Regions from separate parts of the Homo sapiens genome. Here all the other regions are linked to region 2. A link is a contact called in ENCODE Hi-C or POLR2A ChIA-PET data. All regions are on one chromosome and are shown on one strand. The core of a region is the stretch at or near the end of the contact, and the rest is flanking DNA. Distances in the headings are between cores, read along the strand shown.

Evidence for each region. Hi-C counts contacts between places; a loop is a spot of excess contacts on that map. ChIA-PET counts read pairs that join two places held with the same protein, here RNA polymerase II (POLR2A). Pooled maps may share reads with other maps.
Region 1: a loop to region 2 is called in a map of CD8-positive, alpha-beta T cell, with 6 times the contacts of the local background. The contact joins the promoter of RTL6 here to the promoter of TTLL12 in region 2. A Hi-C loop is called at or near these places in 1 of 168 maps with a recorded cell type or tissue (CD8-positive, alpha-beta T cell), 1 of 37 single-sample maps with no recorded cell type and 8 of 50 pooled maps.
Region 3: a map of CD8-positive, alpha-beta T cell shows a loop between it and region 2 (24-fold over the local background). The contact joins the promoter of PRR5-ARHGAP8 here to the promoter of TTLL12 in region 2. A Hi-C loop is called at or near these places in 2 of 168 maps with a recorded cell type or tissue (CD4-positive, alpha-beta memory T cell and CD8-positive, alpha-beta T cell) and 8 of 50 pooled maps. POLR2A ChIA-PET finds 5 or more read pairs at or near these places in 1 of 52 experiments (MCF 10A).

What each region holds. Positions count from the first base shown.
Region 1 is chr22:44,496,704-44,499,710 of GRCh38, forward strand. It overlaps RTL6 (retrotransposon Gag like 6), which reads right to left and starts at 1,530. Exons shown (of 2, transcript NM_032287.3): 1 at 1,341-1,530; 2 at 1-1,108. The coding sequence starts at 853. The coding sequence ends at 134. RefSeq lists an enhancer at 1-201 and silencers at 1,461-1,590, 1,681-1,740.
Region 2 is chr22:43,185,616-43,189,018 of GRCh38, forward strand. It overlaps TTLL12 (tubulin tyrosine ligase like 12), which reads right to left and starts at 1,519. Exons shown (of 14, transcript NM_015140.4): 1 at 1,278-1,519. The coding sequence starts at 1,454. RefSeq lists enhancers at 170-674, 615-694, 705-764 and silencers at 1,145-1,364, 1,405-1,564, 1,813-1,932.
Region 3 is chr22:44,700,409-44,703,499 of GRCh38, forward strand. It overlaps PRR5-ARHGAP8 (PRR5-ARHGAP8 readthrough), which reads left to right and starts at 1,796. Exons shown (of 15, transcript NM_181334.6): 1 at 1,796-2,200. The coding sequence starts at 2,067. PRR5 (proline rich 5) reads left to right here and starts at 1,796. Exons shown (of 8, transcript NM_181333.4): 1 at 1,796-2,200. The coding sequence starts at 2,067. RefSeq lists a silencer at 1,670-2,079.

The DNA of each region.
Region 1 (3,007 bases), core at 280-2,779, 1.3 Mb after region 2:
GGGAACACGTCTGGAGAGGCAAGAAGGGAGGTCTTCAAACAGGGGCAAAGCTGTCGTATGGGCATTTCTTCTACACAGCAAAGAGCGTATGCTACCTGGGTGGCTGCAGACGCTACCAAGTGCTGGCGGATTCTTAAAGATTCCGTGCTCGGGCAGGCAGGGCTGGCGCTGGACTAGTCCCGTTGGAAGCTGGATGCACTGGGCAAGGCCCCGTGCCCGCAGAGGCCAGCTGGCGGCAGAGCATCTGCCTCTCTCGCACAGCCCTATTAGAGGCAGAAGTCTTCCTGATTTGGGCGCGCCGCGCATGCCGGAGCGGAGACTTGTAGGTTCTCCGCAACTCTGCCAGGAACCCCTGATAGTTGTTGCGCAAGGGGCTGTCAGGTTGCATGTGGGGGATAGCCCACTTCTCCGCCTCCCCAGTCAGTCGAGACACAAGGAAGGCCACACGCTCGGCCTCACCCGGGAAGCGGGAGGCCTGGAAGATCATGAATCTGTCCATCTGCATCAGGAACCCCGCCAACCGGCCTGGGTCCCCGGAAAAGGGCTCGGGCAGAGAGGTTGGAGGTGTGGTCATGGGTCGAGTCCCGTTTGAAGTAATTGAGGAGATGGGCGGGGTGATCTGCAGAGCCCCCGGGATCCGCGCCCTGGTGCGTAACAAGGTCAGCTCTGCCATCACGCTCTCCAGCATGTTGGTGAGATTGGCCTTCTCCGCCCGCAGGGTGGAAGCCTCCCGCCTCAGCGCCGAGTTGGTGAGGCGCAGGGAGGTCAGGGTGTCAATAACGTCATCCATCTGGGCATTCGGAGACGCTGCCAAGGCTGGGCTTTCAGCTTTGGACGTCTGCGGCTGCACCATGCTGGCCAGAGGTCAGCCACACGCTGAGATCCGCGGGTGGACCAAGAGGGTGTGGTGACCAGGTGGGCCCCTGTAGAAATGGGGGCAGTGTGGGGTGCACGACGGCAGGGCGCTGCGAGACCCCCAAGCCGAGGGCCCGAGAGAGGGGCACGCGGTGCCAGGCCCTAGGGACTTCGGCCCCGGTCCCACGCGGCTCCTTTACTGCAGACTTCGCGGACTACGGAGCCAGACGGGTGGCTGGACCTGCTCTGGGCCCTGGAGGATTAAGAAAAGATGTTTTCAAGGTTTCAGTTGCGACTAGCGGGCAGGAGGGTGAGGGGCGGCGTGGAGGGCCCGCGCGTGGGTGGCGAGGCTGCACAAAGCCCCGCGGCGCCCGCCCCGCGCCCGCCCGGGGGAGAACAAAGGGGGCTGCTCCTTGGCGGCCGCGGGCCTGGGGGCCACCACAGTGGCGGGGCCCGGCCGGGCAGGGGGCCGGGGGCACGCGTACCTGGGGTCTCGCGGTTCCTCCGCGGCTCTGTCCGCCGCCGGCCGTGACCAAGATGGCCCGCGCGGGGGACGCGGCCAGGCCGATGAATCACCGCGCGGACCGCCGAGAACTGCTTCCCGGTCAGCGCAGCCAAGCGACGGCGCTGGCGATGGCGGCGGGCGGCCTCCGGCAGGTGCAGGGACCGGGCCAGGCCGGGGCCGGGGCAGGGGCGGGGCCGGGGTCGCGGCAGAGGGCGGGTCACCGCGCGGCCTTTGTGCGGGCGGGGCCGGCGCGGTGGCGGTGGCGGGCGGGCCTTAGGCTGGCCCCGCTGGTTGCCATGGATACCGACCGCTCCCGCGCGTGCGGAGACGACCGCTGCCCCGCCCCCGGAAGTGATGCACAAAGTCCCACCCCCCCCCACCCCCCAACTCGGGCTGCTGCCAATCGGGGAAGACTGTAGTTGCTGCGGCGTCTTCATCAGGGCGGGTACCTGGTGTTCTCCCAGTCATTCCTCCCAAGAGGGCTTGCAAGGCTCTTTCTGTGGTTGTCATTGGGTTTATTTTTTTGATGATTTACTGTTCTTCTTATTTTTTTTTTTTTTTGAGACGGAGTCTCGCTCTGTCGCCTAGGCTGGAGTGCAGTGGCGCGATCCTGAGTCACTGCAACCTCCGCCTCCCGGGTTCAAGCGATTCTTCTGCCTCAGCCACCCAAGTAACTGGGATTACAGGCGCGTGCTACCATGCCCGGCTAATTTTTGTATTTTTAGTAGAGACGGGGTTTCACCTTGTTGGCCTGGCCAGTCTCCAACTCCTGACCTCAGGGCATCCGCCTGCCTTGGCCTCCCAAAGTTCTGGGATTACAGGCGTGAGCCACTGCATCAGGCCCTTATTGTGATTTGAATATAAATTTAATGTAACAAATCTTGATGTAAGAGAAGTAAAAAAAACTTTATACTACTCAGACTCCCTCCACCTAAAGATAGCAAATAGTAATACATATATATGTAACGTAGAGATAGTAATATTTCTGTACTTCCATCCAGTCATTTTTCTATGATATGTTCTACAAAATATTTTTTACCTTATGAATATTTTGTAACCATAACAGCACATTGAATTTTGAGCATTTTCCTATTAAAGATAGTTCAGAAGCATGATTTTCAGTTATTGCCTGTGGTCCATGGAACTCCTGTACCGCAAAGTATTTAGCCATGCCCTTTTTGATAGATCCTTATCTTGTTTACCATGCTAAAGTTTTATAAACTACACTTGTATATAAATCCCCACCCTTTTCTCTGCTGGGTTCCCCAGAGTAAATACCAAGGAGTGAAGATACCTGGCTGATATGGTTTGGCTGTGTCTCCACCCAAATCTCATCTTGAGTCGTAACTCCCACAATTCCCACATCGTGGGAGGAACCTGGTGGAAGGTGATCGAATTATGTGGGCAGGTCTTTTCTGCACTCTTCTTGTGATAGTGAGTGAGTCTCAAGAGATCTGATGGTTTTAAAAAGGGAAGTTTCCGGCCGGGCACAATGGCTCACGTCTGTACTCCCAGCACTTTGGGAGGCCAAGGCGGGTGGATCACGAGGTCAGGAGATCGAGACCATCCTGGCTAACATGGTGAAACCCCGTCTCTACTAAAAATACAAAAAATTAGCCAGGCGTGGTGGTGGGCGCCTGTAGTCCC
Region 2 (3,403 bases), core at 269-2,768:
TCTGTGTGCCAGGCATATTTCTCATGCCACCTCCCATCCTTCCAATACTGTGGGAGCCAGATGGTGTCTCACCATCCCCTTCCCAGATGGAGAACAGGTCTCAGACGGGCGAGTGACCGCCCGAGGGAGGGCGTGCTGCCGTGGAGGCTGGCTGGGCAGGAGCTGGTCATTCCCACTGTGCTCCTTCCACGCAGCCCATGGGAACCTTTTTGTCCTCATGAACAAACCAAGGTCCCTTCCACCCAGCACAGGCCTGGGACCAGAGTGGTCCTCGGAAAGCATATGGCAGAAGTGAGGGGCAGAGGAAACTCTCTGTTACACTGTAGCATAAGGAGGTGCCACTCACTGCACGTTTCCAGCAGGAAGGTTCCTAGTCCAATCAGGATTACACAGAGAAAAACTGGCTCAGAGACCGTAGAGTCTGGCCAGCAGCCAGGCTCAGGGACTCCTAGTTCCCGGCCCGGGTCCCTGTTCTTGGCTCTGGGGTTTCCACTTCATCACCTGCGCCACTAGGCTCATCTCCGTCCGGGAGACAGCACCTGGAGGAGATGTCGGGTCCCAGCTAAAGAAAACACCCCCCCCCCCGCCAGCCCGGGAAGGTGCTGTGGCCTCAGCCTCTGGGCACGCAATAAAAATCCAGGGCTCATCCCCAGCCAGGACAGTGGGGAACGCTTTGGAGTGGAGGAGGCAGGTGAGCCGGATGGGCCGTCCTCACAAAAAGGGAGAGAACCTAGAGGCTTCTCAATCTTTTCCATTTTTCTTTAGATTTCTCCTCCACCTCTCACAGCCTGTTTTCTTTAACCTGCAAGATGAGGGGACCCCGAGGCTCAAATCAAATGAAAAAACACCGAATTCTGTGAACCCAACAGTTACAGCTACACAAATTCACGGGGTTCCCGTTGTCCCTGTGAGGCAGCGGCTGAAAGAATCCCTCTGAAGGGACTCTCGGAGCCGCAGTGTTCTCATCTGTGAAGTGGGGGTGATGAGTTTCACTCCTCGCAGGGCTGTGTCAGGCTCGGGTGTGTGGAGGACCTAAAGTTCCCAACGCAGCCCTCAGCCGGTCTCGGGCCCGGGCAGATCAGGGCCGCAGGTACCCCGGTCTCCTGCTGTCACTCTTCGGCCCCCAACTCCACGCCGCTCCAGAGCTGCCCAGGACGCGCTCTGGGTGGCTCACCGCGGCTCCCGCCGCCCGGGAGCGCTCTTCCCTGTCCCGCGCCGCGGGCTCCCGCCGCGCTCCCACCCCGGCCGCCGCACGTGCCCGCCGCCCTTCCCCGCACCTCGTGCTCCAGCTTGTGCAGGAGGCGGCCCCAGTAACGTTCGGGGACCCCCGAAGCGCGCAGCGCCGGGCCGTGCAGCGCCGCGAACTCGGCCAAGGCCTGCGCGCCCTCCTCCGGCGTCTGGCCCGGGCTGCTACGCTCCGCAGGCCGGCGCTCGGGACCCCGCTCGGCCTCCATGGCGCCAGCACCCGCGCCGACTCCAGCGCCGCCACCGCCGCCGCCGCCCGCCGTCCGTCGGCCCTGCCCTCCCGCCTCCGCCCCCTGCCCCGCCCCGCCCTCCTCCCAGCGCCCCCCCCCCCGCCCCGCCCTCCTCCCAGCCCCCCCCCGCCCCGCCCTCCTCCCAGCCCCCCCCCGCCCCGCCCTCCTCCCAGCCCCCCCCGCCTCCGCCCCCCGCCCCGCCCGCCTCCCAGCACCCCCGCCCCGTCCTCCTCCCAGCCCCCCGCCCACCGCCCCGTCCTCCCCCCAGCCCCCCGCCCCTGCCGCGCCCCCTGCCCCCGCCCCCTGCCCCCCTCCCCACCGCCCCGTCCTCCTCCCGGCCCCCCCGACCCCTCCCCTGCCCCGCCCTCTTCTCGCCCCCTCACCCCGTCCCGCCCCGCCCCCAGTCCGCCTCCAGCCCGGTTTGCCGCGGCCCCCGGGCAGGCCCTGCGCATCGGCGGGGTGCGTGCGAGAGCGCGCGAGCTTGCCAGGAGGGGGCGCGCGTCTGCGACCGCGCCTGTGGTTTGGCTGCCGCCGTGTGCGCACGCGCACCTGATGGTGGCTGAGCTTTTCTCGCTCAGCGCGCGGCGACCCCGGGGAATGCCGGGAGGGCGGGGTGCCTACGTATAGGGCGCTGTCAGGACCGGAAAAGGCCCCACCGACGGCCCGGAAGGTGTCCTGGGGCCCGAACCCGGTGAGGCGGCGCTTCTGTGCCTGCACCGGGCACACAGAGCTCGCAGGCCCCCTGCCTTGGGAGCTCTCGATTCTTGTGAGCGTTTCACCAGATTTGGATGCTGCAAAATCGTGGCCCTTCTCAATTACTTATATTTGGATTCGGAATGTCAGTTGATCCAATTAAGACCAAGTGTACCCGTCAGAGGAATTTACTCCTACATGTCGGGATGTTTCGAAGTGCAGTTGAGCTGGGCGTGGTGGCCGCGTCTGTAGTCCCAGTTACTCGGGAGGCTGAGGCGGGAGGATAGCTTGAGCCCAAGAATTCAAGTCCAGCCTCGGCAACATAGCCAGACTCCCTCTTTAAAAGAAAACAGTTCAGTTATAGAATTTCAAAAGACATTCTCTTTTGAACTCTCATTGAGTTTTATTGCTCCATAGGGATACATTTCAATGTCTTCCTTTTTGCAATTTTGTAAGAATTGTAATTTGCTAAAAAACAAAGGCTGAAAATTTTTTGGAGCTTCAGATGCTATTTTGATAACATTTTTGAACTGAGTTTGAATAAAATGCACCAATTCACGGACTTGTTCAATTCCATTGTAGGAAGCAGGTGGGTCTGCAAAGGCAAAAATTTCCAAACTCAAGTTGGTGAGGGCTGCAGAGAAAAACATTTTATTTATTTATTTATTTTGGGATGGAGTTTTGCTCTTGTTGCCCAGGCTGGAGTGCAATGGTGCAGTCTCGGTTCACTGCAACCTCTGCCTCCCGGGTTCAAGTGATTCTCCTGCCTCAGCCTCCCAAGTAGCTGGGGCTACAGGTGTGTGCCACCACGCCTGGCTAATTTTTTGTATTCAGTAGAGACAGGGTTTCACCATGGCCAGAGGAAAACCCTGATTCCTCGGTTTTTGTTGTGGAAGCCAAGGCTGAGATTGTACCATTGCACTCCAACCTGGTCAACATAGCGAGACTCCATCTCAAAATAAATAATATAGTAAAACAGCATCACAATGCTAGGATGGGGCATGCTGGCTCACACCTGTAATTCCAGCACTTTGGGAGGCCAAGACAGGAGGATCACTTGAAATAAGGAGTTTGAGACCAGGCTGGGCAACAAAGCAAGACCTCGACCCTACAAAAAGAAATTTTTAATTAGCCAGGTATAGTGGTACACACCTAGTGCACCTCCCGCTTCCACAACCCTTCCATCGGTCCCGCTGGGGAAGACAGACTGAGTCTCAGTTGTGTCAGGTACTGGT
Region 3 (3,091 bases), core at 546-3,045, 1.5 Mb after region 2:
TGAGCCATGATTGCGCCATTGCACTCCACAGGCGACAAGAGCGAAACGCCATCACACACGCAAAAAATCAGCCAGGCATGGTGGCACATGCCTTGTAGTCCCAGCTATTCAGGAGGCTAACGTGGGAGGGTTGCTTGAACCCAGGAGGTAGAGGCTGCAGTGACCACAGTGGTGCCACTGCATTCAACCTGGGCCAAAAAGTGAGACTCTGTCTCAAAAAGAAAAGAAAACGTGTACAGCACTTGACAGTTAGTTTATAAAGCACCTGTTGCTGCCTGTGGGCCCCAAGCTGCCTGTGAGATGAACCGTTCCATCCCGCTTTACTGATGAGCAAGTTTGTCTGTTTATGTCTCTGTCTCCCAAAGACGATGGTATTTATGTCTGGAACACAGGAGGTACTCAGGAGACACTGGTTGATTTGCACTAAACAAAGACTCTTCATGAGGCTCTCTTACTTTTTATTTTATTTTATTATGATGATGATGATTTTTGAGACGGAGTTTTGCTGTTGTTGCCCAGGCTGGAGTGCAGTGGCGAGATCTCAGCTCTCTGCAACCTCTGCCTCCCAGGTTCAAGCGATTCTCCTGTCTCAGCCTCCTGAGTAGCTGGGATTACGGGCATGCACCACCACGCCCAGCTAATTTTGTATTTTTAATAGAGATGGGGTTTCTCCATGTTGGCCGGGCTGGTCTTGAACTCCTGACCTCAGGTGATCCTCCCACCTCGGCCTCCCAAAGTGCTGGGATTACAGGCATGAGCCATCACCTCTCTCTTACATTTTATATGGGGCCCTCCCAGCTCCTGGAGCTGTGGCTGTCACCCCCCATCTGATGGAGGGGTCAGGTGAGCCTTGTGGGAATCCCAGAAGCTGGGGACTGGGAAGGGCCCTGTTCAAGGGGCTGGACGCTCCCTGTGGTGAAGCCCAACTCTACCATTTGTTGATTGCACAATGTTGGCACAATGTTGGGCAAGTTATTTCACTCTGTGAGCCTCAATGTCCTCAACTGGAAAATGGGGAGAAGAATAATCTCTACCTCACGGAAGTAGTTCATGTTAGTTCATGTGAAATCAGACATCTAAAAGTGCTCTGCGAAGCAGGCAGGAAGCACCGGCTGTGCCCTGCCTTCACTGGGATCACTCTGCCCCCACCACAGGGACTTGGGAAACTGCTTGGTTTTACCATCCAAGAGACCTGGGGGTGGGAGATAAGGAGCAAACCCTCTACTTCTTCAAGCCCTCACTCCAGCAAATCCTCCAGGCAGCCAGGCAATGCTGAAGTCCCTGTCCAAGGGGGTCTAGGCTGAGCCCGGGTGGAGTGGGTTCTTGGGCCAAGGTGCCTGGAGGGGACTGAAGGCCTCTACCCAAAGTCCTCATGAGAACTGGGTGGGGGAGCCTGTGTTCAGGTGAGGGGTACGGAGGCACCTCTGTGGCACAGCCTTTGCGAGGAGGGCTGTGGAGGGAGACCTCCGGGGCCGGGGTCGAAGGACATCGTGTGGGCGCGACCGCAGTGCTGGGCGGGGGGCGGGCGCTTGGGCTTGGGCCCTGCGTCCTGTGCGTGTTGGTTTCCTGTGGGCACGTGGGGCCCTCGGAAGAGGGGAGGAGGGTGAGCACGTCCTCAGAGGGCAGACCCAGCGAGGCGTCGTGGCAGCTGCGGCCGCGGAGACGCCGGCTCCGCCTCTTGCACACGCCCCCTCGCCTGAGGCCCCGCCCCGCCCGCGATGCCCCCGCCCCCTTCCCCGCCCCGCCCCCCGGGGCGCCGAGACCCGCCCCTGGGCCCGCCCCCGGGTCCGCCCCCGGCCTCCGTTTGCGCCGGGTCTGTGCTGGCCGCGCGCCTGGCGCTCCACGCTGAGCCTCTCCGTGCAATGATTAACCCGGCGGGGCGGCCGGCGCGGGACCCGAGACGGAGGCGCGGGGCCGGGGCGGGACCCCGCAGGACCGCTCGGCTTCCTGCTCTCGCCGGAGTTTCCGCGTAGAGGGCGCATCGCCGGCCCGGGGCCCTTGGTGCGGCGTGGCGCAGGGCGCGGCGTGGGGCGCGCGTGGGCGCGGCGCAGGCGGCCCGGGTCACCATGAGGACTCTCCGCAGGTTGAAGTTCATGAGTTCGCCCAGCCTCAGTGACCTGGGCAAGAGAGAGCCGGCCGCCGCCGCGGACGAGCGGGGCACGCAGCAGCGCCGGGCCTGCGCCAACGCCACCTGGAACAGGTAAGGCCGCGCCCTCCCGGCCACCCGGAGGCCCTGGAGCCGGGGGAGGGGACCCCTGAGCCGTCCGCGGGCTAGGGGCCGCCCCGAGCCAGGAACGCTGCCGAAGGCGGCGCGGCGCTTCACAGTTTGCAAAGAACTTGCCCCGCCGGAGTGGTGCGGGCCTGGAGGAAAGTTCAGTGCAGCGTGGTTCCAGAACCCAGGGAAGGGAGCGAGGCCCGCCAGCGCCCGGGGCTGGCCCAGAAGCGCCCGGCGGGTGGGCGGCGGGGTGGGCCGGGAAGCCGCGTGCCCGCCTCCTACCCGGGGTCTTTCCACGTCTCCACTGCGGTGCTCGTGACAACCTGGGAGGCTAACGGAGCAGGAAGTATTTTTCCCATTTTGCGGCTGAGCACGGGAGCCTCGGGGCTCAGTGGGTGGGTCGCGCAGGCTTCCTGTGTCTCTTTAAGCTCCCTTCGGCTTTCCCTTGAGAGGCCCCCTGTCCTCCAGCTGTCAGCAGGGGGTGCGGCAGCTGCGAGGCATTCTTTAGAGGACTCTCCTCCAGGGGTCATTCCCAGACAAGCAGGGGCCTGGGAAGCCCCTTCTCCCAGCTTTGTTTGAGGAGCAAGTCCGGGATCTGGAAAAGAGACGGTTTATTTAGTGGAACTCCCCAGCGTCTCTGCTCCCTAGGAAAATGAGAGGCAGGAGAAAGTGAGGCAGGCTGTTCGCGGGAGGCAGTGGACACTGTTCGGGGGAGGCTGTGGACACTGTTCGGGGGAGGCTGTGGACGTTGCCCCTCTCGCGCCCACACCTGGCAGTAAAATCTTGCCAGATGCTCCACCGGCTGTGGTCTTGGCCACCGGGAACCCGGCTGTCACTTGGACACACGTTATTTTCAGTTCATTGAATGCATTGTGA